Linked DNA regions of Homo sapiens: region 2 is linked to region 1. Evidence: read pairs that join two places in POLR2A ChIA-PET (ENCODE). Cell type or tissue: Caco-2. All regions are shown on one strand. Links, peaks and the distances in the headings refer to the core of each region. The heading gives the core; the rest is flanking DNA. Region 1 overlaps LASP1 (LIM and SH3 protein 1). Region 2 overlaps MED1 (mediator complex subunit 1).

Region 1 (14,805 bases), core at 3,616-11,615:
CTCTCTTCCTCTGTGAGCCTCAGGCCCTACCAGGGCTGTGCAGCATCAAGGGCCCCAGACTTGGGAGTGACAAGACCAGGGCCCAAATCCTGGATCCGCATTCACTCACTCGGTTCCCCTATCTGTAAGACAGAGACGCTGGGTCTTTTACCTTCTCCCAGAACCCAGTCAAGGATAAACAGGGGAACTAACTAAAGGCACTTGCTGAACTACACAATTTCTTGCTTTTCCTTTTTTTAGAGACAGGGTCTCACCCCATCACCCAGGCTGGAGTGTAGTGGTGCGATCATGGCTCACTGCAGCCTCCAACTCCTCAGCTCAAGTGATACTCCCGCCTCAAACTCCCAAGTAGCTACGACCACAGGTGCACACCACCATCTCTGCTCGTTTTTTTTTTTAGGGACCAGGTATTGCTATGTTGCCCCAGCTGGTCTCGAACTCCTGGGCTCAAGTGATCCTCTTACCTTGGCCTCCCAGAGCACAGGGATTACAGGCGTGAGCCATGGCTCCCAGCCCTAAACTACAAAACTTCTCAACAGCATAAGGAACTATCATGTTTATTATTAAGGTAGAGACTGTTTCTTGGGGAGTGGATAGTCCCTGGGTTAGACAAACCTACATTCAAAGCTGCCAGTGTCTATTTCCTCTTCTCTGAAGTGAAGTGATGCTACAGCTGCACAGGGCTGGGTGAGGATTAAACGAGCTCACACGCCGGGAGCACTGAGCCCTCCATCGTCAGCTGTGAATATTATTATTGCCTCTCCTACCCGCAGGACCTCAGCTAGTCCCTCAAAGTCGCTGGGCCTCAGTCGCCTCATCTGTAACAATGGGGAAGATAGCACCTTCCTCACAGGGCTGCTGGGAGGATGCTGAGAGAGGGTGCATGGAAAGCCTGACAAAAGGCAGGGTCGGTTCTCCCTGATGGACCCGGGCAGTCACATCAAGATCAGGCAGCAGGAGTCCCCTCTGGAGGAACTGGGAGAGATCCCCTCTGTGGCCCGGGTGGAACCTCTGCAGTCTTCTCCCGATCCTGAGTGGGTCCTGGGCGCGCTGCCCACGTGGTAAATTCCCCTACATGTATTCTCGCGCCTAATCCTTCATCGGCTGAAGCCCCGCCCCACCCCACCCCACCTCATCACTGGCCAGGTTTGTCCCAGGAGCCCTCGCACCCCCAGGCAGGGTGGGTCAGCTGTTCTGTTCTCAGGACTCCAGACCCTTTGCTTATTCCTCCGTGTCCCCTAAAGACCAAGTTCTCCCTAGGCCTGGAACCCGTCCTCCCCTCCTACAGGGGCACATACCTCCCACTCAGCAGTGTTCTGGAAAGTCAAGCCAAAGGAGACAGAGGCGGAACAGCCCCCTATCCTGTGCCCCCATGGCAGGGCCCCCTTCACACCTTGCCCTTCAGTGGGTGGAGGTTTGGGACGCGGCTATAGAGGGTTGGTTGCCCAGCCTCAGACTGGCATGACCTGGAGGGGCAAATTCCCTGGTCCTCCCCAAACCCCTCCTTTGTGGGTGAGTGTGAATGGGGAAGAGGGAGGGGAGAGTGGCTTCCTGGAGGAGGTAGGCTTTAGGGAGCCCCAGAGCGGGCTCAAATAGACACCCACACCTCTCCAACCCCCTCTAGGTAGGAAGTGGGAGAACGCTCTACCCTGCTCCTTTGATAAAGTCAGGGGTGGGGTCAAGATTAAAGGCAATGCTAGGATTTCAGCACCTTGGCCTTGCAGAGTAACCGCAGGGGAAGGTACTCTTGCCAAATGCCGACCTTACAACTTCCCTCCCCAGCATCCCTCCCTGCCAGGCCCCAGCACCGCCCAGCCCCTCACCTGACTCTGGAGCTCACTCTGTTGCTTGAGGCGAAGGTTTTCCGGGGTGTCCGCCACCATGGTGAAGGACTGCTTGGGGTAGTGTCTGCAGGACAGAAAAAACAGAGTGGGGGTGACTCTGGGGGAGGGGCAGGAGCCTCTGGGCTTCTCACAGAGCATGCCCTCCTGGGAACTTCGTCCTATGCTTGGGCACGCCCTGGCCCGGCCCCACAGGAGGACTTCAGTGTCCACCACCAAGGCCGAGGGGAGACAAGCGTTTCTCAGACTCAGCTGGGACTGGCTGACCTGGGAAGACGCAGCAGGCATCAGTGATGGGCCAGCCAAGGAGAACTGTCCTGAGCGAAAGGATGGCCACTGGGCCACTCTCTGAGGGTTGAAGGTTACCCTTGTTTGGGGATAATCCATGCCTTGTGCCTACCACACATGGAGGTCGAGGCAACTGGGCCCGGCTGGGGGAAGATGGGCACAGGTGAGTCAGGACTAAGCTTTCAGCTAAGACCAGAAGTGGAGACCGACCATGCAGAGGAGAGCAAGGGGGAGACAGAAAAACAAAGGGACACACATATCCAGGGGGACTTCCTGGAGGAAGTGGTGAGAGAGAAAACACACGGTTAAAGTGGTATTTCAAACGGTTAACAAGGTCCAACCTAACTGGAGGGTAGGTGGGAAGGCCAGCTTGAGGACAAAAAAGGAGGTCACCTGAGGGTGACAGGTAAAATACAGGTTGAGTATCCCTTATTGGAAATGCTCAGGACCAGACGTGTTTCAGATTTTGGATTTTTTCTCAGATTTTAGAATATTTGAATATCCATACTGAGACATCTTGGGGATGGGACCATTTCCTATATACCTCATACACATGGCCTGAAGGTAATTTTATACAATATTTTAAATAATTTTATGCATGAAACAAAATTATTGACTGCTTTTTGACCTATGACCTATCACATGAGGCCAGGTGTGGAATTTTCCCTTGTGGCATCACGTCGGCACTCAAAGCTTTGCATCTTGGAGCTCTTCAGACTCTGGATTTTTGGATTAGGGCTGCTCAATCTATAGTAACAACAGTGAATTAGGCCGGGCGCAGTGGCTCATGCCTGTAATCCCAGCACTTTGGGAGGCCGAGGCGGGCAGATCACGAGGTCAGGAGTTCAAGACTAGCCTGGTCAATATGCTGAAACCCCGGTCTCCACTAAAAATACAAAAATTAGCCGGGTGTGATGGCGTGCGCCTATAGTCCCAGCTACTCAGGAGGCTGAGGCAGGAGAATCGCTTGAACTCAGGAGGCAGAGGTTGCACTGAGCCAAGATCCTGCCATTGCACTCCAGCCTATGTGACAGAGCCAGACTACGTCTCAAAAAGAAAAAACAAAACAAAACAAAAAAAAACAAACAGTGAATGTTCTCCCTGTGCTAAGGGCTTATGTGCCCTAGTTCACCGAATTCTCACAGCCACCTGTGTGACTGGTATTCAGCGTACCCCTTTGACAGATGGGAGAACTGAGGCCAGAGAGGTTAAACAACATGGCCAAGACACACAGGGATCCAGATTTGCGCCCAGACGATTTCTTCAGTTCATGCTGAACTTAGCCGCCAATTTCCAGGCCCAGCACAGCCTGGTCCCCAGGAAGAGGGCCTGGCTTGGAGGCAGCCGAAGCCACGGCAACCCTCAGAGCCTGCAGAGACCTCCAGAAGACTCTGGTCCAACTCCCTCATTTCAGAGGAGGAAACGGTGTGCTGGCACCAGGCACTTCTCCCTTAGCAGTCTTCATAATTAACTTATTTATCACATCAATGTATTGTCTTCTCTCTCCACTACTTCTCTATGAAGGGAGGGATTTTGGGGTCTCTTTTGTTCATTGATTTATCTCAAGTTCCTAGAATAGTAGGCGATGCTCAGTAAATATTTGTTGAATAAACAAATGTCAGGCTGGGCATGGTGGCTCACGCCTATAATCCCAACACTTTGGGAGGCCAAAGCAGGTGGATCACTTGAGGCCAGGAGTTCGAGACCAGCCTGGCTAACATGGCGAAATCCTGTTTCTATTAAAAATACAAAAATTAGCCGGGCACCGTGGCGCATAGCTGTAATCCCAGCTACTCAGGAGGCTGAGGCAGGAGAATCACTTGAACCTGGGAGGTGGAGCTTGCAGTGAGCCAAGATCCGCCACTGTACTCTAGTCTGGGCGAGAGCAAGACTCTATCTCAAAAAAAAAAAAAAGTCACGCCAGGAATTGAAGCTGGTGCAGGACTAGAACTCAGCCCTTCTCCATCCCTCTCTCATCACAAGGTCCCCTAGCAAACCAGCTGCAGGAGAGACAGGCAGCTCTGAGCCATGTGGTTTGTGTGTATGTGCTGCTATGAGAAATGTCTGGGGGTCTGCATGGGCCCCAATTACTTCAGGGACTGGTGGGTGGCTTCTCCAAGCCGGAGCCCGTCAGGCCATTTTTAGCCCTGGGTGACCACAGCCCACCACAGCTATGACCCCTGCAGATCCCTGACTCACAGGCTGCACCCAGGTAAGCCATAGATGGCCTCCTGGGACCTCTTCCTAGGCACGTTCCACCCAAAACTGACACACTCGAGAGCTAAGAACGAGCTGCCCCTCTGCTCGGCATGTTCTCCTGCCGCCCACATGGCCGTGCATCAGAGCTACCTGTAAACAGGCGACTTCCCCTGAGGCCACCACTTGTGAAGGGCAGGGCTCAGGATTTGGAGACCTCAATCAAAGGAGCATAACTTGACAGGGCCCAGTGCAGGGCTCTGGCCCTGCCACTGACTTACTGGGTGACCTTGGCAAATCCTTTTTCCCTTGGGCCAGTTTCACTGTCCCGGATCCAGATGATCCTAGCGGTGCCCGTCCCCCAGCCCTCACCTGGGTCCTGGCCACCCAGGTCAGCCCAGACTCGCAGTTCCTCCAGCAGAGGAAGGGAAGATGAGGAAAGGCAAACACAGGTGTCCGCAGCTGGCAACAGACGTGGCCTGTGATGAATACGTGGCCAAGTCTGGGGTCGTCCCCGTGCAGCCAGGGCCACCCACAGCTGAGGAGCTCCCTTCAAAGTTCCTGTACAATTCCAGGCCAAGGGATGATCAACCACGAGTCTGTTCCTAGAGACCAGAAAGGGAAGATCTCTAGCAGGGCTGGCAGGCCCTGAGGCCCTAAGAGGGAGCGCTTCAGAGACGAGACGACCCTCCTCCCAACATCAGAGCCATTCTGCAGACTGTATGGGCAGGGGCTGTGGTGAGGCAAGCACATGGAAGTAGAGGCACATGTGGCAAAAGCAGGGTGGGGGAGAGGAGACCTCCGGGCAGCTCTGGCCCAGCACTCGAAGACTCAATTCTGAGAAGATGAGGCTGGTTAGCATTTGATGGGGAGGGCTAGAGGCAAGCAGGGCAAACACATCCTCCAGACCCGGTCTGCAAAACCCTGGGGTTTCTCATTGGCCAGAATGCACAGGGTTAAAACAGGCCAGGCTGGGTGCAGTGGCTCACGCCTGTAATCCCAGCAGTTTGGGAGGCCAAGGAGGGCAGATTTCTTGAGCCAGGAGTTTGAGACCAGCCTGAGCTACAGAGCGAGAGCCTGTTTTTATTAAATAAATAAATAAAACAGAGGCCAGCTCCAGTGCCCAAAGACCGCCAGACAGGTGCACCTGACGTGCCCCACCCATTCCACAGTCTGAAGTTCCTACACACACTGCACTGTGCCTCACACACGATGAATATATAGATGTGCCCTCTGCACCGATGGGCGCCTCCAAGACACCCAGGCAGCAGCTGCATTGAGGCCATGTCCACACACCCCCTGCACCCCACACTGTGTCCCTCTGCTCACCCTACACCCACCAGACGGTCTCGGGAGCCCCTCCAACATGCAGCAGGCACCTTGGGTGGGGTTGGCAGGTACTTCATCCTCTTCAGAAGCACCCTTCCCCCTAGTCTCAGCCCCCGACAGCTGGAGTGCTAATCCCATCAGAAGGGAAGTGGGGGTGAGCCAGCCCAGATGTGAGCTCAGCTTAATTTGGCAGGAGTGAGGGAGGATTTTAATCCTGCATCAGATTAACTAGATTAAAGAGGCACTCCAGAGCCTCCAAGCTCCTTCCCCTGCCCACTAAGCCCAACCCCAGGCAGAGGAAGGCAGGCAGACAGCTTGGGCTATATTCCTCTTGCTGGGTCAACCCTGTCCCCTCCCCACAGCCCACAGTCCCCAGTCCCCAGCCCCCAGCCCTGGCGAGACGACTCTGCCTTTCCCTCTCCCGGCTCACTACGCTTCAGGTTTCCATGGCAACCTCATCTTCAGCTCCAGGCAGGAGAGCAGCAACAGTGAGAGAGAGAGTGAGGAGAGAGCGAGAGCGAGACAGAGAGAGAGAGAGAGAGAGTGAGAGTGAGAGAGCGAGTGAGAGAGAATGAGTGAGAGAGAGAGAGAGGTCTACGGGGGTTGAGGAAGAGGCACAGACAGCAAGGGGGTCCTCAACTAAGGAGAAGCCCATGAGGGCAAAGTCAGGAGACTGTGTCTATAGGATCTTTCTGGATAATTTAGGTGAGGAGGACAAGTGTCACGGGTTTGTTTCTAGAAGCAAAGGCATGAGAACATCAGTGCTGCACCCCTCCCCCCACCAGCATGCCGGGCTTCAAAGAAAGCTCCAACTGATTTGACCTCCCTCCAGAAACAATTTTTGGGAATTCTACCTTTTCCCTTCCTGCCCATCCCATCCATTACCCCTAGATCCCAGCAGGGATGGCTGGAAATGTGTGCATGCCAACATGGGTGCTAAGACAGACCAGGGGCCACCCGTCCCAGCTGGTGACTCCGCTGGAACCCAACCCCATGACAGACTGGGCCATGGCGAGGAATGAGGGACAGGTGATCAGCTGGGTGCAGGGCAGAGTCCAGAGCACAGCTGTCCTTTGTCCCATAGGCCAGCCTGTACTGGCCCCTTGTTAATCATTCCAAGTGGGTGGTGGGCTCTCTGCAGGTGCCCCACCCACCCTTCCTCCCTGCTATCAGCTGCTCTGGGGAGTTTGCAGGGAGAGGCATGTAGGACAGGAAGAAGCGGGGCAGGAACAGGGACTGGACAGGGATAGGGCAGGGCAAACAGGCAGCTATTGGCAGCAGCCTCGGGCTTCAGGACAATTTACAGAGACACAAAGCAACATCTTGGCACACTGAGTCCTGTGCACATTCTCTCTCAAAACCCACCACACAGCTTTAGGCTGGCATTCTCATTGTGCCGTTTTACAGATGAAGAAACTGAGGTCCAGTGTCAAGGACAGAGACCTTGCCCAAGGCATTCTCCTCTACACCACAGCTGCCCAGACAGCGAAGGGGAGGCCAGATGGACCCCAGCCACCTCCAGCACTCAGTTCTGGGGAAAGATGTGCTTGGCAGGTTGGGTGCAAAACAAAGCACTTCATCCTTCAAACCCAACTCGTTTCCAAGCTCGGCCATTATGAGAGATATTCTGGGGCCTCTCAGCCACACCTGCTTAGGAGCTGCCTATCCCTCTGAACTTTTCAAAGGTATATGATACAGGTCGGGCACGAAATGCCAGCACTTTGGGAGGCCGAAGCGGGCGGATCATCTGAGGTCAGGAGTTCAAGACCAGTCTGGCCAACGTGGCAAAACCCTGTCTCTACTAAAAATACAAAAATTAGCCGGGCGTGGTGACACACGCCTGTAGTCCCAGCTACCCAGGAGGCTGAGGCAGGAAAATCCCTTGAACCCGGGAAGCGGAGGTTGTAGTGAGCCGAGATCACACCTCTGCACTTCCACCTGGGAGACAGAGAGAGACCCCATCTCAAAAAAAAAAAAAAAAAAAAAGCCGGACGTGGTGGCTCACGCTGTAATCCTAGCACTTTAGGAGGCTGAGGTGGGCGGATCACTTGAGGTCAGGAGTTTGACACCAGCCTGGACAACATGGTGAAACACCGTCTCTACTAAAAATACAAAAAAATTAGCCAGGCATGGTAGCGGCCTCCTGTAATCCCCGCTACTTGGGAGGCTGAGGCGGGAGAACCGCTTGAACCCAGGAGGCAGAGGTTGCAGTGAGCCAAGATTGCGCCATTGCACTCCAGCCTGGGCAACAAGAGCGAAACTCTGTCTCAAAAAATAAAAATTAAAAAAAAAAAAAAAAAAGGATATGATACTGAAGAGGCCCTGTGTCCCAGGAGAGGGGTTATCTGTGAGGACCTCTGGGTGGCCTTCCTGCTTGGTGGGACTACAGGGGCAAGGTTTCCGGGCTCACAGGTGACAGGGACAGCTTGTCAGCCACCAGCCTCACTCTCCAGTCCTGCCATCAGCCACACTCCAGGGTCAGAAGAACAGGATAGCGAACCCGAAAGCCCAGCGCCCTTTCTACACAGAGCCTCGCCCGTTCCAGGCTTGGATCTCTTCAAAAACCACAGCTTTGTGTTCAAGGAGGAACAAAAAGACATCAACAAAAGCAACAAGGAGCTTTTGGTTTTACCAAAAGGAAAAAAAAAAAACAGCCCCCACATCCTGCCTCTAGAAAGAGCTGCGGATTCCAAAAGCCCCTACTGGGAAGGCTGCCCACAGGCGGGAAGGGAGGGCTCCCTGCTAACCCAGTTTCTCACCCGTCCATCCCCTCAGGCCTAAGGGGCTGAAGTGGTGGCGATAGGAAGCAACAAGGAGGCATTGTTCAATCAGAGGAAAAAAAAGAGCAGTCAAAAAGATCAAGGCTAGACTTGAGGAAGAACTTACCAGCCATCAGATTGCACACAAAATGAAAAGAAAAAAAAAAAAAAAAAAGCCTGCCCCTGTCGGTAATATAGAAGAGAAACAATTCTGCAAGTTGAGTAAGGCATGGAAACGCGGGCCTGTTTCCTCATCTGTAAAACGTAGGTGTTAGGAAGCAAAGTGATCCCTCAGGCTCCAGGAGGCCTGAAGGACAGGGATTTGGGGGTAAGTGAGGTGGGAGGGCTACCTGGAGGCCACATTTGGCTACTTGGGCTGGCCATTTGCACTTGCCCTCCCCCACACTGTCATCCCTAGTCCCCATTTTTCCAGTTAGAGGCAGACAATTTTGGGAAGGAGGGAAAGCCCTGGGCCCCAGTGCGGGGTTTGCCTACTCCTGCTCCACCTATTTTTATTTTCATTTTTACATTTTTTAGAGACAGAGTGTCCCTCTGTTGCCAGGCTGGAGTGCTGTGGTGCAATCAGGGCTCACTACAGCCTCAACCTCCCAGACTCAAGTAATCCTCCTGCCTCAGCCTCCCAAGTAACTGGGACCACAGGCCCACACCACCACACTCGGCTAATTTATTTCATTTTTTGTAGAGATGAGGCTGGTCTTGAACTCCTGGCCTCAAGCGATCCACCCTCCTCAGTCTCCCAAAGTGCTGGGATTACAGGCATAAACCACTGCACCCAACCCTGCCCCACCTTTTAAAAGCAGCTGGGATTAAAGACAGTTTGCTAGAATCCAGAGACACTTAAGCACCCAGCCTTGTCTGACACAGACCACACCCTACTCCCATCTGATGCCTAAGGGAAGGGGCAGAAACATAGTTCCTGGCTCCCCAGAATCAGGGACATCTTTACCCTCCTCAGTCCTTACCCCACAGCTCAAGGAAACTGGAGAATGAACCCCAAATATGTGCAGTCAGAGAAGAGGGGAAAGGTGCAACCAAGTCCCCCAATTTTCCTTCCCCAGCCCATGCCCACCTCCCACTTGACACCTCACAAGCTGGTTTCCCTGGCTGGCAACCCTGCCTCCTGTCAGTAGGGCCCTAAAGAGGAGGGAACAGGCAGTACTCTAGACTATCTGCAGGGAGACAACGATGCAGGTTTATGCTAAGCCTGGGCGTGTGGACTGATCTGCCCCACTTTTGGAAAATCCAGTTTACAAAACAAGTAATGGAGGGCATAAATATCTCTCTTAAATATCTCTCTCACCAAGAGCAGGCTCACTCCACCCACCCAGAAGCTTCAAGAAAGAATTCGGGCCGGGCAGTGGCTCATGCCTATAATCCCAGCACTTTGGGAGGCCGAGGCGAGTGGATCACCTGAGGTCAAGAGTTCCAGATCAGCCTGGCCAACATGGAAAAACCCCATCTCTACTAAAAATACAAAAATTAGCCGGGCATGGTGGCAGGTGCCTGTAATCCCAGCTACTTGGGAGGCTGAGGCAGGAGAATCGCTTGAACCTGGGAGGCAGAGGTTGTAGTGAGCGGAGATCGCACCACTGCACTCCAGCCTGAGCGACAGAGACTCCGTCTCAAAAAAAACAAACAAAAAGAATTCTATTAGCAGTTCTTCCTCCACCACTGGCTATTGTGCAGAAGCCGGGAGTGCACCCTCAACCTTGCCACAGCATTGGCTGCATGGCTGCAGTCCTGAAGGTGGAAACACAAACACAGCCCATTCAGTCCAGCTCCCAAGTCCTCCTCCCCCGCCCCAGCACCGGCGTGGGTGTCTGCCTACACACCAGGCATGTGTGTAACTGCACGCATGTGGGGGTCCGCCACACCAGGTGGGCTGGCAGTGAGCTCTGGCCTATGTTCTCTCCCCTGCCTCTCCCCCAAACAAGTCTGATGCAAGGACAGAAACAGAAGAGGCCTTTTCACTGCCTACTTTACAGTCACTTTCTAGAGCTTAAATCTGAATCTTGAGAAACCACAGGGAAAGATAGCTTTCTTCTTTCTTGACCAGCCCCCTGCAAGATCCTAGCTCCCCTCAGAGACTAGCCAGAGACAGGCAGAACATAGAGGCCTCCCTGCACACCAAACTCACACACTCACTGGGTGGGCCCAACTCCCTGGCAAAGTGCCAGAAGAAACCACGTGCCCCTACGGGTCCTGCACTGGGCTTGGCCCAGCATGGAGCACGTGATGCTTCAGAGAAGGAAGCCAGGCCTGTGGTCCACAAAGCAAGACCAGAACAGAAATGGCAGAAAGCTGTACCCTGGTAAACCCAGGATTCAGGAACCTGAATGTCACTCAAGGATAAGACCAGAGGCAGGAAGAAAACACGAGGAGGCTGGGCTAAAGCAGGTAGATCACCTGAGGCCAAGAGTATGACAAGCCCTCCTCTCTACAAAAAACTTAAAAATTAGCATGGCGCCACATGCCTGTGGTCCCAGCTACTAGGGAGGCTGAGGCAGGAGGATCACTTAAACCCAGGAGGTGGAGGCTGCAGTGAGCCATGATCACTCCACTGCACTCCAGCCTGGGTGACTGAGCAGGACGAAGTTTTTTTGGAGACCTTGTCTCCAAAAAACCAAAGCAAAATAAAAACAAAAAAAGTAAGAAAGCAGGAGGGAATGACAGCAAACACTCGGCCTAGCGTCTGGCACATAGCAAGAGCTCAATAAATCCTCTTTGGTCTAGGGTCCAACATCCCTGGGCAGGAATTTTTTTTTATCTTTAGTTTGTTTGTTTGTTTGTTTTGAGATGGAGTCTCGCTCTGTCGCTCAGACTGAAGTGCAGAGGCAATCTTGGCTCACTGCAGCCCTGGCCTCCCAGGTTCAAGCAATTCTCCTGCCTCAGCCTCCTGAGTAGCTGGGATTATAGGTGCCCACCACCACATCTGGCTAATGTTTGTATTTTTAGTAGAGACGAGTTTCACCATGTTGGCCAGGCTGATAGAACTCCTGACCTTAAGTGATCCACCTGCTTCAGCCTCCCAAAGTGCTGGGATTACAGGCGTGAGCCACTATGCCAGGCCTCCTGGGCAGGAATTTTTAACCATGGGGAAACCAAGGCTCAGACACGTCCAGAGAGCACTCCTTGCAAGCGGGCGCCACACCTGGTTCATCCCAGAATCCCCACGGGTAACTTCTTGGCCCAGTGGATGCAGGGGAGGGAGAATGACTGCCTTGGGCGAGGAGGTGCTACTACAGCTAAAGTGAAACACAGCTGGGTCACAAAGCCCCCAGGTCTCTCTCACTAGGCTCCTTCCCAGGAAACATCCCAACTGGGCCAAAGGTCAATGAGGCATGGCAGAGGCTAGGGCTACAAAAGCTGGAGGAAACATGGAGAGGCCAACCTGCTTCTTTTGGCTGGAGGCCAGGAGGGAGACAGGGGAACCTCTGCCTCTGCAAGTTGGAAGCATCACCCAGAGAAGAAACCTTGATCTGCCTCTTCTGGCTCCCCCAGTCCCTGCAGGAGCCCTCCACCCAACCTTGTGGCAGCTTCCCAAGAAGACAGTAAAAACAGTAAGCTGGAACTTTGGATGAGGCTGATAAAACGCAGAGAAAACAAGGACAAGCCTCTGATTTTTCTCCAGCTCCCAGTGCTCACTGAATTCTAGGCTGCTTGAGTCACTGGGCTCCAAGGCTCGGTCAGACTTCTGCGTGCTGGGGCGGAGGCTCAGAATCTAGCCTGAGGTGGTCCAGCAACGGAGGGGTTAACTGCCCTGGCTTCTCTGAACCCCACCCCACTACCCAATGGAGGGAGGAAGTGGCAGAGAACCAGGGCTTGTGTGAGCCCTTAAGAATTCGAAGAATGTCCCATTTCCCTTGTGGGGGTGGGAGGGGTTGGTAGGGGGAAGAGGAACAGTAGAAATTAATAGAAGAGAAGGGGCAGCTGAAGGAGGGGCCAGGACAGAGCTGCAACCCTTCCTTTACCCAGATAACCTGCCCAGTGCCCTCCTTCTTCCAGAAGGGACAACTTCATGTTGCTTCTTGGGCTTGAGATTTTTATCAGGAATCTGTTTTCCCAGCACCTGGTGCAGGTTAGTATGTATTATAGCAGCAGGCAGGCAATAAATGTCTGCTGAATGAGCGAGCCCCTAAAAAGATGAAAGAGTGGTCTTAGCCAGGGAACGGGAGGGGGTAAGGAAGCAAGGAAGGTTTGGGGTAAGGTTAGGGGTAAGGCTGGAGGTTTAAGCCCCCTTTTTAGACAAGTCCCAAATTTTTTTTTCCCTGGGTGAACTTCAGCTGCAAAGAGCCTCCTGACTGAGAATTAAGAGAAAAAAAAAAAAAACTGGACTCAAGTCAGATCCTAAATTCATGTGAACACTGAAATTACCATTACTTGAGTTGGTTGAAGTTAAAAAAAAAAAAGTTAAAATTAAAAAAAAAATCGAATTAAGGCTGGGCGAGGTGGCTTATACCTGTAATCCCAGCACTTTGGGAGGCTGAGGCGGTGCATCACTTGAGGTCAGGAGTTCGAGACCAGCCTGGCCAACACGGTGAAACCCCGGTCTCTACTAAAAAATACAAAAATTAGCTGGGCATGGTAGCATGCATCTGTAATCCCAGCTACTCAGGAGGCTTAGGTACAAGAATCGCTTGAATCCAAGAGGCGGAGGTTGCAGTGAGCCAAGATCGCGCCACTGCACTCCAACCTGGGTGATGAGTCCTCTGACTCAAAAAAAAAAAAAAAAGCAAATTAAAAGAAAAAGAAATTATCATTACATCATTACTTATAAGTGACTTGACCTTCCAAAGCCTCCACCTCGCAGGTGGAGGCGGCTGTGAGGCCCCAACACTGAGTTTGTACTTGCTACTCACAAGGTCAATTGGAAGATGGAAAATTGCTGTACTTTCTGGGATTGCATGGGATGGGATGGGATGGGATGGGAGGGGAGGTATTCCTCCAGGCTCTGGGATGGGGGACCCCACCTCTATACTCCCTCCCTACCGTCAGCTGCTGCAGGTCCCAGTGCAGAAGGAACAGAGCTGCACTATACTCAAGATGACTATACTCAAAAGAAACAGTCTCCACAGCCTCCCTCACCAGGCAGGGAAGAGATCTATCTGGCCCAGGCAACACCCTTTATGCACCCCTGCCCATTCTCAAAAAATGAACACCAAAAGGGCTGGCATGAGGCTTCCAGAGAGTTTTCTTGAAGGAACCACTGGAGGAAGGAGCCCCCAAAGCCTAGAAGTACCCAGGTGAGAGAAGGAAACTGTCGATTTTGAGGAGAGAAATAAGGGAAGGTAAACAGAACAAAGTCCTCAACCCCAAATACAACAGACACGTCACTCATTCTTGAAAGACCACGAGGAAAGCCCCCTCTTTTGTAGCAGGGGACAGTGGAAAGAAACGTGCTCGCCTTACTGCCCGAAATTGGGTTAGAGCCTGTCTTGCCCTAGCCATCCCACCTTGAGAGTCTCTTCCCTTCCCTAAGCCCCAGTTTCCTCATCTGTACTTTAAATGCACTTTAAATGGGGGATAAAAGCACTTTAAATGGGGATAAAAAGTGCTTGCTTCATTCAGCTGTTGTGAGGACAAACTGTGATGTTCAAGTAGGGGATGGAAGTGTTCGCCAATGTCACCTTGCGGTTATTGGAAGGAAAGGAAGAACTCACTCGGGGAGGGAGCCAAGGTGCCCACCCAGCCCCCTGCCCAGAACAGGACTCACGCGTTGCAGTAGGGCTTCTTCTCGTAGCCCTTGTAGTTCTTCATGTTCAGTGTCATCTTGCAGGTCTCGCAATGGAAGCATGCTTTATGCCAGAACTGGGGATGGAGACAGGAGGACATACATCAGATACCAGGACTTCTGAAAAAGGGGCTCAGGCCCTAGGAAGGGGCACTCAGGAGCTGCTGGGACTGTCCTAGGCCCATGGCTGTGGGGAGAACATGGAATCATCCCAGGTGAGCTGGGGGCATTTCAGGTCACAGGCTTTGGCACTCCCCTCCCCTCTCTCCTTCCTCATCCTCCACCAATGGGCCATTTGAACCCAGGAGGAAGAGACAGGCAGGCATGAAGGACAGGGGGGAAGAGCCCAGTTATAGCAGTGGCAGCAGCCCCCAAGTCAGCTCCACCCTCCCCAGGGAACCCCTCCTGCCCAGAGCTGGCGAGGCCTCATTGCTTATGCAAAGCTGCGCTGGGTTGCTAGGGAGCAGCCGCTGAACATGAAGGAGCAGCTCCTCTGGTGGCACCAAGGCCTCAGAAGAGGAAGGCCCAGCCCCCACACACCCAGGCCCAGAACCCAGGTGCTCCTAGCTCCTGTACCAGGGCCCAGCACACCCACCAGCCCCACATGAGCCCCAGGTGGTGCTACAGCTCCGATACCTCC
Region 2 (14,805 bases), core at 2,935-10,934, 530 kb before region 1:
GACTGCTGGATCATGTCCTATTTCTTTAGTAAGGCAGGAAATTACAGAAATCTCAGAAATGGGCTGGGCGCGGTGGCTCACACCTGTAATCCCCGCACTTTAGGAGGCCAAGGCAGGCGGATCGTGAGGTCAGGAGTTCGAGACCAGCCTGGCCAACATAGGGAAACCCTGTCTCTACTAAAAATACAAAAAATTAGCCGTGTGTGGTGGCGGGTGCCTGTAATCCCAGCTACTCGGGAGGCTGAGGGAGGAGAATGGCTTGAATCTGGGAGGCAGAGGTTGCAGTGAGACAAGATTGTGCCATTGTGCTCCAGCCTGGGTGACAGAGCGAGACTCTGTCTCAAAAAAAAAAAAAAAAAAAAGAAATCTCGGAAATGTATTGAAGTAAAAGGGCATGAGCTTCCATTAGGAAACAACAATGTACAGTTCTTTGTTGAAATTTTGGGTGATTGGCCAGGTGCAGTGGCTCACACCTGTAATCCCAGGAATTTGGGAGGCCAAGGCGGGTGGTCACTAGAGATCAGGAGTTTGAGACCAGCCTGGATAACATGGTGAAACCCCGTCTCTACTAAAAATATAAAAATTAGCTGGGTGTGGTGGAACATGCCTGTAATCCCAGCTACTTGGGAGGCTGAGGCAGGAGAATCACTTAACCCGGGAGGCAGAGGTTGCAGTGAGCCAAGATTGCGCCACTGCACTCCAGCCTGGGCAACAAGAGCGAAATTCCGTCTCAAAAAAAAAAAAAAAAAAAAAAAACGAGGCTGGGCGTGGTGTTTCACATGTCTAATCCCAGCAGCACTTTGGGAGGCCGAGGCAGGTGGATCACGAGGTCAAGAGATCGAGAGCATCCTGGCCAACAGGGTGAAACCCCATCTCTACTAAAAAAATACAAAAATTAGCTGGGTGTGGTGTCATGCACCTGTAGTCCCAGCTACTCGGGAGGCTGAGGCAGGAGAATTGCTTGAACCCGGGAGACGAAGGTTGCAGTGAGCCAAGATCGCACCACTGCGCTTCAGCCTGGCAACAGAGCAAGACTCCGTCTCAAAAAAATAAAAAAGAAAAAGAAATTTTGGGTGATAGACTTTTTTTTTTTTTTTTGAGACGGAGTCTTGCTGTGTCGCCCAGGCTGGAGTGCAGTGGTGAGATCTCAGCTCACTGCAAACTCCACCTCCCGGGTTCATGCCATTCTCCTGCCTCAGCCTCCTGAGTAGCTGGGACTACAGGCGCCTGCCACCATGCCTGGCTAATTTTTTGTATTTTTAGTAGAGACGGGATTTCACCATGTTAGCCAGGATGGTCTCGATCTCCTGACCTCGTGATCCGCCCGCCTCGGCCTCCCAAAGTGCTAGGATTGCAGGCGTGAGCCACCTTGCCTGGCGGGGTGACAGACTCTTAATGGTATTTTGAACTTTTAGAATATCATAATTAGGTGTTATAAATTCTTACTGTTTAATTCTTTCAAGTGCCATGAGCTTAGAATCTGGAAAGATCCTGAAAGTACTTACAGAGAGGAAAATGCTGGAAGCAGTAATTAAGAGGCTGGGCACAGTGACTCACACCTGTAATCCCAGCACTTTGGGAGGCCAAGGCAAGGCAGATCACTTGAGCTCAGGAGTTCAATACCAGCCTGGGCAACGTGGCAAAATCCTCTCTTTTTTATTTTTTTATTTTTTGAGATGGAGTCTAGCTAGCTCTGTTGCCAGGCTGGAGTGCAGTGGCGCGATCTCGGCTCACTGCAACCTCCGCCTCCCAGGTTCAAGTGATTCTCCTGCCTCAGCCTCCTGAGTAGCTGGGACTGTAGGTGTGCACCACCATGCCCAGATAATTTTTGTATTTTTAGTAGAGACGGGGTTTTACCATGTTGGCCAGATTGGTCTTTATCTCTTGACCTTGAGATCCACCCTACTCCGCCTCCCAAAGTGCTGGGATTACAGGCGCAAGCCACCTTGCCTGTCCTTTTCTTTTCTTTTTTCTTTTTTTTTTTTTTGCTCTTGGTGCCCAGGCTGGAGTGCAGTGGCACGATCTCGGCTGACTGCAACCTCTGCCTCCCAGGTTCAAGCGATTCTTCTGCCTCATCCTCCGGCAAAATCCTGTCTCTACAAAAAAAAAATACAAAAATTAGGCTGATGTGGCCGGGAGCGGTGGCTCACGCCTGTAATCCTAGCACTTTGGGAGGCCGAGGCGGGCAGATCATGAGGTCAGGAGATCGAGACCATCCTGGCCAACATGGTGAAACCCCGTCACTACTAAAAAACACAAAAAATTAGCTGGGTGTGGTGGCGGGCGCCTGTAGTCCCAGCTACTTGGGAGGCTGAGGCAGGAGAATGGCGTGAACCCGGGAGGTGGAGCTTGCAGCGAGCAGAGATCGTGCCACTGCACTCCAGCCTGAGCTACAAGAGCAAGACTCTGTCTCAAAAAAAAAAAAAAAAAAAAATAGGCACATGTGGTTGTTCATGCCTGTAGTCTCAGCTGCTCGGGAAGCTGAGGGGCTTCATCCTGGGAGGTAGAGATTGCAATGAGCCAAGATTGCACAATTGTACTCCATCCTGGGTAATGGGAGTGAAACCCTGTCTCAAAAGTAATAATAATAATAATAAGGGAACGTTCCAAAACCTCATCTGGACTTGTATTTATCTGAATCTTTTACAATAGACTAAAGTAGTGGTTACCAAATTCTGGCTGCATTATTATTATATAGGTGTTTTATTAAAAATAGAGAATTTGCAGCCGGGCGTGGTTGTTTATTCCTGTAATCCCAGCACTTTGGGAGGCCCAGGTGGGTGGATCACGAAGTCAGGAGATGGAGACAATCCTGGCTAACACAGTGAAACACTGTCTCTACTAAAAATACAAAAAAAATTAGCCGGGCGTGGTGGCGGGTGCCTATAGTCGCAGCTACTCAGGAGGCTGAGGCAGGAGAATGGCATGAACTCGGGAGGCGGAGCTTGCAGTGAGCCGAGATCGCACCACTGCACTCCAGCCTGGGCAACAGAGGGAGACTCTGTCTCAAAAAAAAAAAAAAAAAAAAGAGATTTTGCATTTATGGTTTAGGAACCTCTTTAATACAGATTTCTGAGGTAGTTTTTATGTTAGCTAGGTTAGGAAATCACTAGCATAGTGCATTTACTAAAAAGACATCTTTTCAGCCTAATTAGTAATTGATTGACATTTATAATATCAGCTGATGAAAACATTCACTGTGGAGACTTTTCTGCACTTTTTTGAGTAGTAGGTTTTTTCAGGATACTTTGTGGTTGGAATACAATAGGTAACTAAATAGCACTCGTTAACTGTTCTTTTTGCCCAGGCTCTTCCTGGTCAGCAGCACTGCTATTTCCTCAACAAGGATGCTCCTCTTCCAGATGGCCGAAGTCTACAGGGAACCCTTGTTAGCAAAATCACCTTTCAGCACCCTGGCCGAGTTCCTCTTATCCTAAATCTGATCAGACACCAAGTGGCCTATAACACCCTCATTGGAAGCTGTGTCAAAAGAACTATTCTGAAAGAAGGTACTGCCTTTCCTTTGATATGCTTACTGGAAGATGGAAACTTACTTCTCCAGTGGTTCTTTAATTGGTGGCCCATCAGAATCACCTGTAGAACTTAAAAAAAGTTTTTTTTTTTTCATATTTGGCATAAAAATCAAGCAAATTAGCTGCACGTGGTGGTGCACGACTGTAGTCCCACCTACTTGGGAGGCTGAGGAAGGAGAATCGCTTGAACCCGGGAGGCGGGGGTTGCAGTGAGCTTAGATCATGCCATTGCACTCCAGCCTGGGTGACAGAGCAAGACTCTGTCTCAAAAAAAAAAAAAAATTCAAACATGTGGAGCTTTTAACACTACAGATGATGGCCAGGTGTGGTGGCTCACGCCTGTAATCCCAGCACTTTGGGAGGCCAAGGTGGGCAAATCACTTGAGCCCATGATTTGAGATCGGTCTGAGGAACATGGCAAAACCCCATCTCTAGAAAAAAGTAGCCAGTTGTGGTGGTGTGCGCCTGTGGTCCCAGCTACTCGGGATCCTGAGGCAGGAGGATTGTCGCTTGAGCCTGGGAGGCAGAGATTGCAGTGAGCTCAGATTGCACCACTGCACTCCAACCTGGGTAACACAGTAAGACCCTGAATCAAAAACAAAACACCAGGCTGAGTGCAGTGGTTTGTGCCTGTAATCCCAGCACTTTGGGAGGCCGAGGTGGGCAGATCACAAGGTCAAGAGATTGAGACCATCCTGGCCAACTAGTGAAACCCAGTCTCTACTAAAAATACAAAAATTAGCTGGGTGTGGTGGTATACACCTGTAGTCCCAGCTACTTGGGAGTCTTAGGCAGGAGAATCACTTGAACCCAGGAGGCGGAGGTTGCACTGAGCTTAGATCATGCCACTGTACTCCAGTGTGGGTGACAGAATGAGACTCCCTCTCAAAAAAAAAAAAAAAATCACAGATGCTGTGTTTCCACACGAAGATGAACTGAATGATAATCTCAGTGGGAAGAGTTGGGAATCTAAACTCCACAAATCATTTTGATGGAACCAGTCTGTAGACTAGCATTTGGAGACCACTGCTTTTTGCAATGTTCTTAACTCTTTTTCTGAACATAGTAATGTAACTGGGTATTTTAGGGGCTGTACCCTGTAGCAGATATACATAAGGTAGAACTTGGAATGCTGTAGTGAGAGAGGCTTTTTTTTTTTTGAGACAGGGTCTCACTCTGTTGCCCAGACTGAACCACAGTGGCATGATAACAGCTTTCTGCTGCCTCTACCTCCTTGGCTCAAGCGATCCTCCTGCCTTAGCCTCCCAAGTAGGTGGGGCTATAGGCATGTACCACCAAGCCTGGCTAATTTTTTCTGTAGAGACAGGGTCTCTCTATGTTGCCCATGTTCGTCTGTAACTCCTGGGCTGAAGCGATCCTCTTGACTAGGCCTCCCAAGGTGCTGGGATAATAGGTGCCACCGTGCTTGGCCAGTTTTAGGTTAAATTTTAGGTTGTTAGGAGAGTGCTTCCCAGGTTTAGTTCTGAGTATGTTTTCTCTCCCCATTGTTTGGAGAACTTAATCTTACAGCTTTAAGAAGGTTTAGCTCTTTTTTCTCTCAGGATTCTGGAATGCTGATGAATTTTTTTTTTTTTTTTTTTTTTTTTGAGACGGAGTCTCACTCTGTTCCCCAGGCTGGAGTGCAGTGGCATGATCTTGGCCCACTGCAACCTCCGCCTCCCAGGTTCAAGCGATTCTCCTGCGTCAGCCTCTGGCTAATTGTTTAAATTTTTTTTAGTAGAGATGGGGTTTCACCATCATGGCCAGGCTGGTCTCGAACTCCTGACCTCGTGATCCACCCTCCTAGGCCTCCCAAAGTGCTGGGATTACAGGCGTGAGCCATGGCACCCGGCGTAAATGCTGATGATTTTCAAAGACAGTTGGCTATTAGAAGCTTTGCTGTAAATTTTGGCTGTTCTAGCTAACCATAGTTAATTTTAAAAATCTTAAGTCAGAAGCGCTCTGTTGATAGATATGTGTCAGTGCCAGTGATAGACAATAAGAAATAGGGAAGGCAAATCAGATCTCTTTTATTTTTATTTATTTATTTTTTGTTTGTTTTTTGAGACGGAGTCTCGCTCTGTCGCCCAGGCTGGAGTGCAGTGGCGCAATTTCGGCTCACTGCAAGCTCTGCCTCCTGAGTTCACGTCATTCTCCTGCCTCAGCCTCCCGAGTAGCTGGGACTACAGGCACCCGCCATCACGCCCGGCTAATTTTTTTGTATTTTTAGTAGAAACGGGGTGTCACCGTGTTGGCCAGGATGGTCTCGATCTCCTGACCTCGTGATCTGCCCGCCTGAGCCTCCCAGAGTGCTGGGATTACAGGCATGAGCCACCACGCCTGGCCTTTTTGTTTTTTTTTTTGAGACGGAGTCTTGCTTGGTCACCCAGGCTGGAGTGCAGTGGTGTGATCTTCACTCACTGCAACCTTTGCCTCCTGGGTTCAAGCAATTCTCTTGCTTCAGCCTCCCAAGTAGCTCGGATTACAAGTATCCACCACCATGCCAGGCTAATCTTTGTAGTTTTACCAGAGACGGGGTTTCGTCGAGTTGGCCAGGCTGGTTTTGAACTCGTGACCTCAGTGGTCTGCCTGCCTCGGCCTCCCAAAGTGCTGGGATTACATGCGTGAGCCACCATGCCTGGACTTTTTTTTCTTGATACAGGGTCTTGCTCTGTTATCGAGATTGGAAAGCAGTGGTACAGTCATAGTTCACTTTGGCCTCAAACTCCTGGGCTCAAGTGATACTCTTCCCTCAGGCTCCTCAAGTCGCTGGACTATAGGCATGCACCTCTACATCTAGTCAAATTTTAAAGAAATTTATATTATACTTTTTATTTCAGTGTACATATTTATACAGCAACATTTTTTTTGTAGAGATGGTGTCTTGCCATGTTGTATAGGATAGTCTTGAGCTCCTGGCCTCAGGCATTCCTCCCACCTCAGTGTCCCAAAGTGTTGGGATTACAGGCATGAGCCACTGTGCTGGGCCAGGAGATTCTTCTCATGGAAATAAAAATTGCTTTAGAAATGAGAAATTTTTAGTAGTTGGAGTAATAACATAGAGCATATATGTTCAAAGTTGTGGCACTTCTGTTTCATGTGTTAAAATGCCTTAAGAAGTCTCCAGATAGCTTTAGGGCATTTAAAAATGAGTTTTCATAAGGCAGTTATGGAGCTAATCCTATAGAGAGGCATGCTTTTTACAAAGAAAGTATATGATCCTTGTGTCTAGGCTGCTAGCACATCTGGCATAAGAACATATGATGATGGCTAGATATATGTGGAATAAATACATTATTTTAGATTATAGCCTCTATATCTCTGCTTGCCAAACTATGGGCTGCACATCTAACAGCTGCAAACACTTGATAGAAAGCAGAGTTTATGGCAGTGGTTCTGGATATCTGCTTATCAAGTAGAATGAGACACTCGGCCACTTTTATTTTCAGAATTCACTTTTACATTTTAGGGATTAAGTTTCTTCATCTTGGAAAATTGAAAGTCTAGCTACTTTTGTTCTGGAGAAATTTATAACAAACTGGCAGGTTCCTTGGAATCTGATTCCTTCTGTCATCTGTGGATGACATATAGTAGGTTTTGTATGTGAAAAAAGTGTGCGATTTAGTTTCCAAGGAGGGAGAGAGAATTTCAGTCTGTACATTTAAGGAATGTTATTTGTGTGAAGTCTTTTTTTTTTTTTTTTGAGACAGAGTGTTGCTCTGTTTCCCAGGCTGGGGTTCAGTGACATGATCTCGGCTCACTGCAACCCTTGCCTCCCAGGTTGAAACGATTCTCCTGTCTCAGCCCTCTGAGTAGCTAGGATTACAGGTGTGCGCCACCACACCCGGCTAATTTTTTTTTTTTTTTTTTTTTTTTTTGAGATGGAGTCTTACTCTTGCCCAGGCTGGAGTGCAGTGGCACGATCTCAGCTCACTACAACCTCCGCCTCCTAGGTTCAAGTGATTCTCCTGCCTCAGCCTCCCGAGTAGCTGGGATTACAGGCATGTGCCACCACGCCCGACTAATTTTGTATTTTGTATTTTTAGTAGAGATGGGGTTTGTCCATGTTGGTCAGGCTTGTCTCGAACTCCTGACCTCAGGTGATGAGCCCACCTCAGCCTCTCAAAGTTCTGGGATTACAGGCCTGAGCCACTGCATCCGGCCTCTTTTTTTTATTTTTTAGTGGAGTTGGGGTTTCGCCATGTTGGCCAGGCTGGTCTTGAACTCCTGACCTCAGGTAATCCACCTGCCTTGGCCTCCCAAACTGCTGGGATTACAGGCGTGAGCCACCGTGCCCAGCCTGTGTGAAGTCTTATATTTGGTTGTTTTATGATCTTTCTCTTTGCCTTTTAGATTCTCCTGGGCTTCTCCAATTTGAAGTGTGTCCTCTCTCAGAGTCTCGTTTCAGCGTATCTTTTCAGCACCCTGTGAATGACTCCCTGGTGTGTGGTGAGTTGTGTGGGTGGCTAACACCTCTCATGGAGCGGTTTGGTCCCTATGTCTTTTTTGGAAAAGTCAGAAGCTAAATCTAAAACAATTTCCTATGTATTTTGTCTTTCAGTGGTAATGGATGTGCAGGACTCAACACATGTGAGCTGTAAACTCTACAAAGGGCTGTCGGATGCACTGATCTGCACAGATGACTTCATTGCCAAAGTTGTTCAAAGGTAGCCTTGGCCCTTTTTCATCTGAGTCCCATTTAGAGATGTATAAAGAATGTTGTTGAGTAGGGCGCGGTGGCTCACGCCTGTAATCCCCACACTTTGGGAGGCCGAGGCAGGCGGATCACGAGGTCAGAAGATTGAGACCATTCTGGCTAACATGGTGAACCCCCATCTCTACTAAAAATACAAAAATTAGTCAGGCGCGATGGCGGGCACATGTAGTACCAGCTACTCGGGAGGCTGATGCAGAAGAATAACTTGAACCTGGGAGGTGGAGGTTGCAGTGAGCCAAGATTGCGCCATTGCACTCCAGCCTGACGACAGAGCAAGACTCCGTGTTTTTGTTTTTGTTGTAAAAAAAAAAAAAAAAAAAAAAAAAAAAAAAAAAAAAAAAGGCCGGGCCTGGTGGCTCACGCCTGTAATCCCAGCACTTTGGGAGGTGAAGGCGGGTGGATCACGAGGTCAGGAGATTGAGACCATCCTGGCTAACACAGTGAAACCCCGTCTCTATTAAAAATACAAAAAATTAGCCCGGCATGGTGGCGGGCGCCTGTAGTCCCAGCTACTAGGGAGGCTGAGGCAGGAGAATGGCATGATCCCGGGAGGTGGAGCTTGCAGTGAGCCGAGATCATGCCACTGTACTCCAGCCTGGGCAACAGAGTGAGACTCTGTCTCAAAAAAAAAAAAAAATGTTGTTTTCAGAATTAGCATGAATTTCAAATAAAGGAGCAATTTAGTTATTGCTTTGATTTCACCCTTCTCTGCTTTCGGATTCAAAGTAATCTAAGCTTTGTTTTTTTTTTTTGAGATGGAGTCTTGCTCTGATGCCCAGATTGTACAGTGGTACAATCTTGGCTCACTGCAACCTCTGCCTCCCGGGTTCAAGTGATTCTCCTGCCTCACCCTCCTGAGTAGCTAGGATTACAGGCATGTGCTACCACACCTGACTCATTTTTGTATTTTTAGTAGAGACGGGGTTTCACCATGTTGGCCAGGCTGGTCTCGAACTCCTGACCTCAGGTGATCTGCCTGCCTTGGCCTCCCAAAGTTCTGGGATTACAGGCGTGAGCCACTGCACACAGCCAGCTTTGTTTTTTTTTTTTTTTTTTTTTTTTTAATGATATTACTATGAGAGTAATGGGAAGTAAAGTAGGTAACTTCAGGCCTGGAATTATGGTACTTTAAGGCAGGAGAAAGCCATAATAAAATACAGATATTTTTCTTACCTATCCTGTGTGCCAATTCTTCATAGATGTGACATTTTTATCTTTTTATTCTTTTATTTTTTTATTTTGAGACAAGAGTCTCACTCTGTTACCCAGGCTGGAGTGCAGTGGTGTGATGACGGCTCACTGAAGTGTTGACCTCCGAGGTTCAGGTTATCCTTCCACCTAGACCTCCTGAGTAGCTGGTACTGCAGGTGTGAGCCACTGTGTCTGCCTGAGCAGATTTCACAACTTAAATGTTAGGCTGGGCGTGGCAGTGCATGCCTGTAATCCAGCACTTTGGGAGGCCAAGGCGGGCAGATTACTTGAGGTCAGGAGTTCGAGACCAGCCTGGCCAACATGTTGAGATGTCATCTCTATAAAAATACGAAAATTAACCGAGCATGGTGGTATCCGTCTGTCATTCTAGCTACTTGAGAGGCTGAGGCAGGAGAATCACTTGAACCTGGGAATCGGAGGTTGCGGTGAGCCAAGATTGCGCCACTGTTCTTTAGCCTGGGTGATAGAGTGAGATTCTGTCTCAAAACAAACAAACTAACTAAATAAATAAAAATATAAAAATTAGCCAGGTGTGGTGGCAGGTGCCTATAATCCCAGCTACTCAGGAGGCTGAGGCGGGAGAATTGCTTGAACCTGGGAGGCGGAGGCTGCAGTGAGCCGAGATTGTGCCACTCCACTCCAGCCTGGTAGACAGAGCAAGATGCCATCTCAAAACAAACAAAAAGCCAACTTAATTGTTACGTGATAGTTAAGCCAGTATGCATCCCAGAACCATTAATATGTAATTTTTTGAGATTTTTCTACAGCTGGGTCTGGCAGCCTATTTTTGTAAATAAATTTTATTGGAACACTGCTGTTCATTTACATGTCTGTGGCAGATTTCTAGTTAATATTGCAGAGTAGGTGAACAGGAAACAAGACCTACAAAGCCTAACGGATTACTATATGGCCTTATAAGAAAAATTTGCGGCCGGGTGCGGGGGTCACCCCTGTAATCCTAGCACTTTGGGAGGCTGAGGCGGGTAAATCACGAGGTCAGGAGTTCAAGACCAGCCTGGCCAAGATGGTGAAACCCCATCTCTACTAAAAATACAAAAATTAGCTGGGCGTGGTGGCGGGCTTCTGTAATCCCAGCTACTTGGGAGGCTGAGGCAGAGAATTGCTTGAACCTGGGAGGCGGAAGTTGCGGTAAGCCAAGATCATGCCACTGCACTCCAGCCTGGATAACAGAGCGAGACTCTGTCTCAAAGAAAAAAAAAAAAAAAAAAAGAAAAATTTGCTGGCTGGGTGTGGTGGCTCACGCCTATAATCCCAGCACTTTGGGAGGTGGGTGGATCGCCTGAGGTCAGGAGTTCGAGACCAGCCTGACTGACATGGAGAAACCCTGTCTCTACTAAAAATACAGAATTAGCTGGGCGTGATGGCGCATGGCTGTAATCCCAGCTACTCGAGAGGCTGAGGCAGGAGAATCACTTGAACCTGGGAGGTGGAGGTTGCAGTGAGCCAAGATCGCGCCATTGCACTCCAGCCTGGGCAACAAGAGCAAAACTCCGTCTCAAAAAAAAAAAAAAAAAGAAAAAAAAATTTGCTGACATATGTTCTAGAGCAAAACGTTTGCAAACTGAGGTTTATGAATATAAATTTATCTGGAAAATAAAAAGTGCTTTGCTTTAAAATAAACAAGATTTATAACAGAAATAGCACTTTTTATAATAGTGTAGGTTTGGGATGATCTAAGTCATTAAGGTTTAGTACTTAATGGGTCAAGAGATTTTTCTTTTCTTTTTTTTTTTTTTGAGATGGAGTCTTGTACTGTCACCTGGGCTGGAGTGCCATGGCACAATCTCAGCTCACTGCAACCTCTGCTTCCCGGGTTCAAGCAATTCTGCCTCAGCCTCCCAAGTAGTTGGGATTACAGGCACCTGCCACCATGCCCAGCTAATTTTTTGTATTTTTTCTTTTTTTTAGTAGAGATGGGGTTTCACTATGTTGGCCAGGCTGGTCTCAAAACTCCTGACCCTGTGATCCACCCGCCTCGGCCTCCCAAAGTGCTGGGATTACAGGCGTGAGCCACTCTGACCGGCGGAGATTTTTCTAATGGTTCCTTAATTAAAATAAATTATGTATCCCTGTAATTACCATATGAAGCCCCCCAGAGGACGACATTTTCTTTTTTCCTTTGAAATGAAGTCTTGCACTGTCACCAAGGCTGGCGTGCAATGGGACGATCTTGGCTCGCTGCGATCTCTGCCTCCTGGGTTCAAGTGATTCTCCTGTCTACCCTTCCTGAGTAGCTGGGATTACAGCTGTGCACCGCCACGGCTGGCTAATTTTTTGTATTTTTAGTAGAGACAGGGTTTCACCCCGCTGGCCAGGCTGGTCTCAAACTCCTGACCCGAAGTGATCCACCCTCCTCGGCCTTCCAAAGTGCTGGGATTGCAGGAGTGAGCCACCGCGCCCGACCTAAGGAGGCATTTTTTTTTTTGAGACGGAGTCTCACTCTGTTGCCAAGCTGGAGTGCAGTGGTGTGATCTCAGTGCAATGCAACCTCCGCCTCCCTTGTTCAAGCAATTCTCCTGCCTCAACCTCCCGAGTAGCTGGGATTACAGGCACGCGCCACCACGCCCAGCTAATTTTTGTATTTTTAGTAGAGACGGGGTTTCACCATGTTGGCCAGGATGGTGTCGATCTCCTGACCTCATGTTCCAGCCGCCTTGGCCTCCCAAAGTGCTGGGATTACAGGCGTGAGCCACTGTGCCCGGCCCCTAAGGAGGCATTTTCTTACTGAGTTCCATTATTACCAATTTTCTTTTAGTTAAGTTTGAAATTCAATTATTTGGACTCTTGTTTATAGTTTGCTTTTGTTGTGTGATTCATAAGAGGTTGACAATTTTATGTTGGGTTAGATTTTTAGAATGTATTTACCCAAAGCTCTGGTATTTGATAGAACTATTTTTGTCTTACAGATTATTTGCCCTACCTGAAAACTGCTTACTGCAAAACTCTGATGTTATATCTAAATCTCAGGTCTCATTCAGCAGCTATTGCAATGTTAACTTTGTTTTCTTCTTTATTTTGCAGATGTATGTCCATCCCTGTGACGATGAGGGCTATTCGGAGGAAAGCTGAAACCATTCAAGCCGACACCCCAGCACTGTCCCTCATTGCAGAGACAGTTGAAGACATGGTGAAAAAGAACCTGCCCCCGGCTAGCAGCCCAGGGTATGGCATGACCACAGGCAACAACCCAATGAGTGGTACCACTACACCAACCAACACCTTTCCGGGGGGTCCCATTACCACCTTGTTTAATATGAGCATGAGCATCAAAGATCGGCATGAGTCGGTGGGCCATGGGGAGGACTTCAGCAAGGTGTCTCAGAACCCAATTCTTACCAGTTTGTTGCAAATCACAGGGAACGGGGGGTCTACCATTGGCTCGAGTCCGACCCCTCCTCATCACACGCCGCCACCTGTCTCTTCGATGGCCGGCAACACCAAGAACCACCCGATGCTCATGAACCTTCTTAAAGATAATCCTGCCCAGGATTTCTCAACCCTTTATGGAAGCAGCCCTTTAGAAAGGCAGAACTCCTCTTCCGGCTCACCCCGCATGGAAATATGCTCGGGGAGCAACAAGACCAAGAAAAAGAAGTCATCAAGATTACCACCTGAGAAACCAAAGCACCAGACTGAAGATGACTTTCAGAGGGAGCTATTTTCAATGGATGTTGACTCACAGAACCCTATCTTTGATGTCAACATGACAGCTGACACGCTGGATACGCCACACATCACTCCAGCTCCAAGCCAGTGTAGCACTCCCCCAACAACTTACCCACAACCAGTACCTCACCCCCAACCCAGTATTCAAAGGATGGTCCGACTATCCAGTTCAGACAGCATTGGCCCAGATGTAACTGACATCCTTTCAGACATTGCAGAAGAAGCTTCTAAACTTCCCAGCACTAGTGATGATTGCCCAGCCATTGGCACCCCTCTTCGAGATTCTTCAAGCTCTGGGCATTCTCAGAGTACCCTGTTTGACTCTGATGTCTTTCAAACTAACAATAATGAAAATCCATACACTGATCCAGCTGATCTTATTGCAGATGCTGCTGGAAGCCCCAGTAGTGACTCTCCTACCAATCATTTTTTTCATGATGGAGTAGATTTCAATCCTGATTTATTGAACAGCCAGAGCCAAAGTGGTTTTGGAGAAGAATATTTTGATGAAAGCAGCCAAAGTGGGGATAATGATGATTTCAAAGGATTTGCATCTCAGGCACTAAATACTTTGGGGGTGCCAATGCTTGGAGGTGATAATGGGGAGACCAAGTTTAAGGGCAATAACCAAGCCGACACAGTTGATTTCAGTATTATTTCAGTAGCCGGCAAAGCTTTAGCTCCTGCAGATCTTATGGAGCATCACAGTGGTAGTCAGGGTCCTTTACTGACCACTGGGGACTTAGGGAAAGAAAAGACTCAAAAGAGGGTAAAGGAAGGCAATGGCACCAGTAATAGTACTCTCTCGGGGCCCGGATTAGACAGCAAACCAGGGAAGCGCAGTCGGACCCCTTCTAATGATGGGAAAAGCAAAGATAAGCCTCCAAAGCGGAAGAAGGCAGACACTGAGGGAAAGTCTCCATCTCATAGTTCTTCTAACAGACCTTTTACCCCACCTACCAGTACAGGTGGATCTAAATCGCCAGGCAGTGCAGGAAGATCTCAGACTCCCCCAGGTGTTGCCACACCACCCATTCCCAAAATCACTATTCAGATTCCTAAGGGAACAGTGATGGTGGGCAAGCCTTCCTCTCACAGTCAGTATACCAGCAGTGGTTCTGTGTCTTCCTCAGGCAGCAAAAGCCACCATAGCCATTCTTCCTCCTCTTCCTCATCTGCTTCCACCTCAGGGAAGATGAAAAGCAGTAAATCAGAAGGTTCATCAAGTTCCAAGTTAAGTAGCAGTATGTATTCTAGCCAGGGGTCTTCTGGATCTAGCCAGTCCAAAAATTCATCCCAGTCTGGGGGGAAGCCAGGCTCCTCTCCCATAACCAAGCATGGACTGAGCAGTGGCTCTAGCAGCACCAAGATGAAACCTCAAGGAAAGCCATCATCACTTATGAATCCTTCTTTAAGTAAACCAAACATATCCCCTTCTCATTCAAGGCCACCTGGAGGCTCTGACAAGCTTGCCTCTCCAATGAAGCCTGTTCCTGGAACTCCTCCATCCTCTAAAGCCAAGTCCCCTATCAGTTCAGGTTCTGGTGGTTCTCATATGTCTGGAACTAGTTCAAGCTCTGGCATGAAGTCATCTTCAGGGTTAGGATCCTCAGGCTCGTTGTCCCAGAAAACTCCCCCATCATCTAATTCCTGTAC

The links. Peaks named below come from ENCODE experiments on the same cell type or tissue, not always from the same donor. Only the 100,000 strongest peaks of a DNase experiment are listed, where the experiment ranks them.
Region 2: POLR2A ChIA-PET joins it to region 1 with 9 read pairs; 2 of 35 experiments call an interaction of 5 or more read pairs at or near these places.

What each region holds. Positions count from the first base shown.
Region 1 is chr17:38,877,523-38,892,327 of GRCh38, reverse strand. LASP1 (LIM and SH3 protein 1) reads right to left here. Exons shown (of 7, transcript NM_006148.4): 2 at 14,148-14,242; 3 at 1,824-1,908. Among named protein-coding and RNA genes, the nearest start is that of LASP1, 15 kb to the right of the region's middle. RefSeq lists silencers at 8,013-8,062, 14,494-14,573 and enhancers at 10,070-10,652, 11,820-12,402. In Caco-2, for the core only: no CTCF peak of the experiment used is centred there; a DNase peak (open chromatin) is centred at 6,777.
Region 2 is chr17:39,408,421-39,423,225 of GRCh38, reverse strand. It overlaps MED1 (mediator complex subunit 1), which reads left to right. Exons shown (of 17, transcript NM_004774.4): 14 at 3,308-3,509; 15 at 7,887-7,982; 16 at 8,095-8,200; 17 at 12,505-14,805. Among named protein-coding and RNA genes, the nearest start is that of FBXL20, 14 kb to the right of the region's middle. In Caco-2, for the core only: no CTCF peak of the experiment used is centred there; no DNase peak of the experiment used is centred there.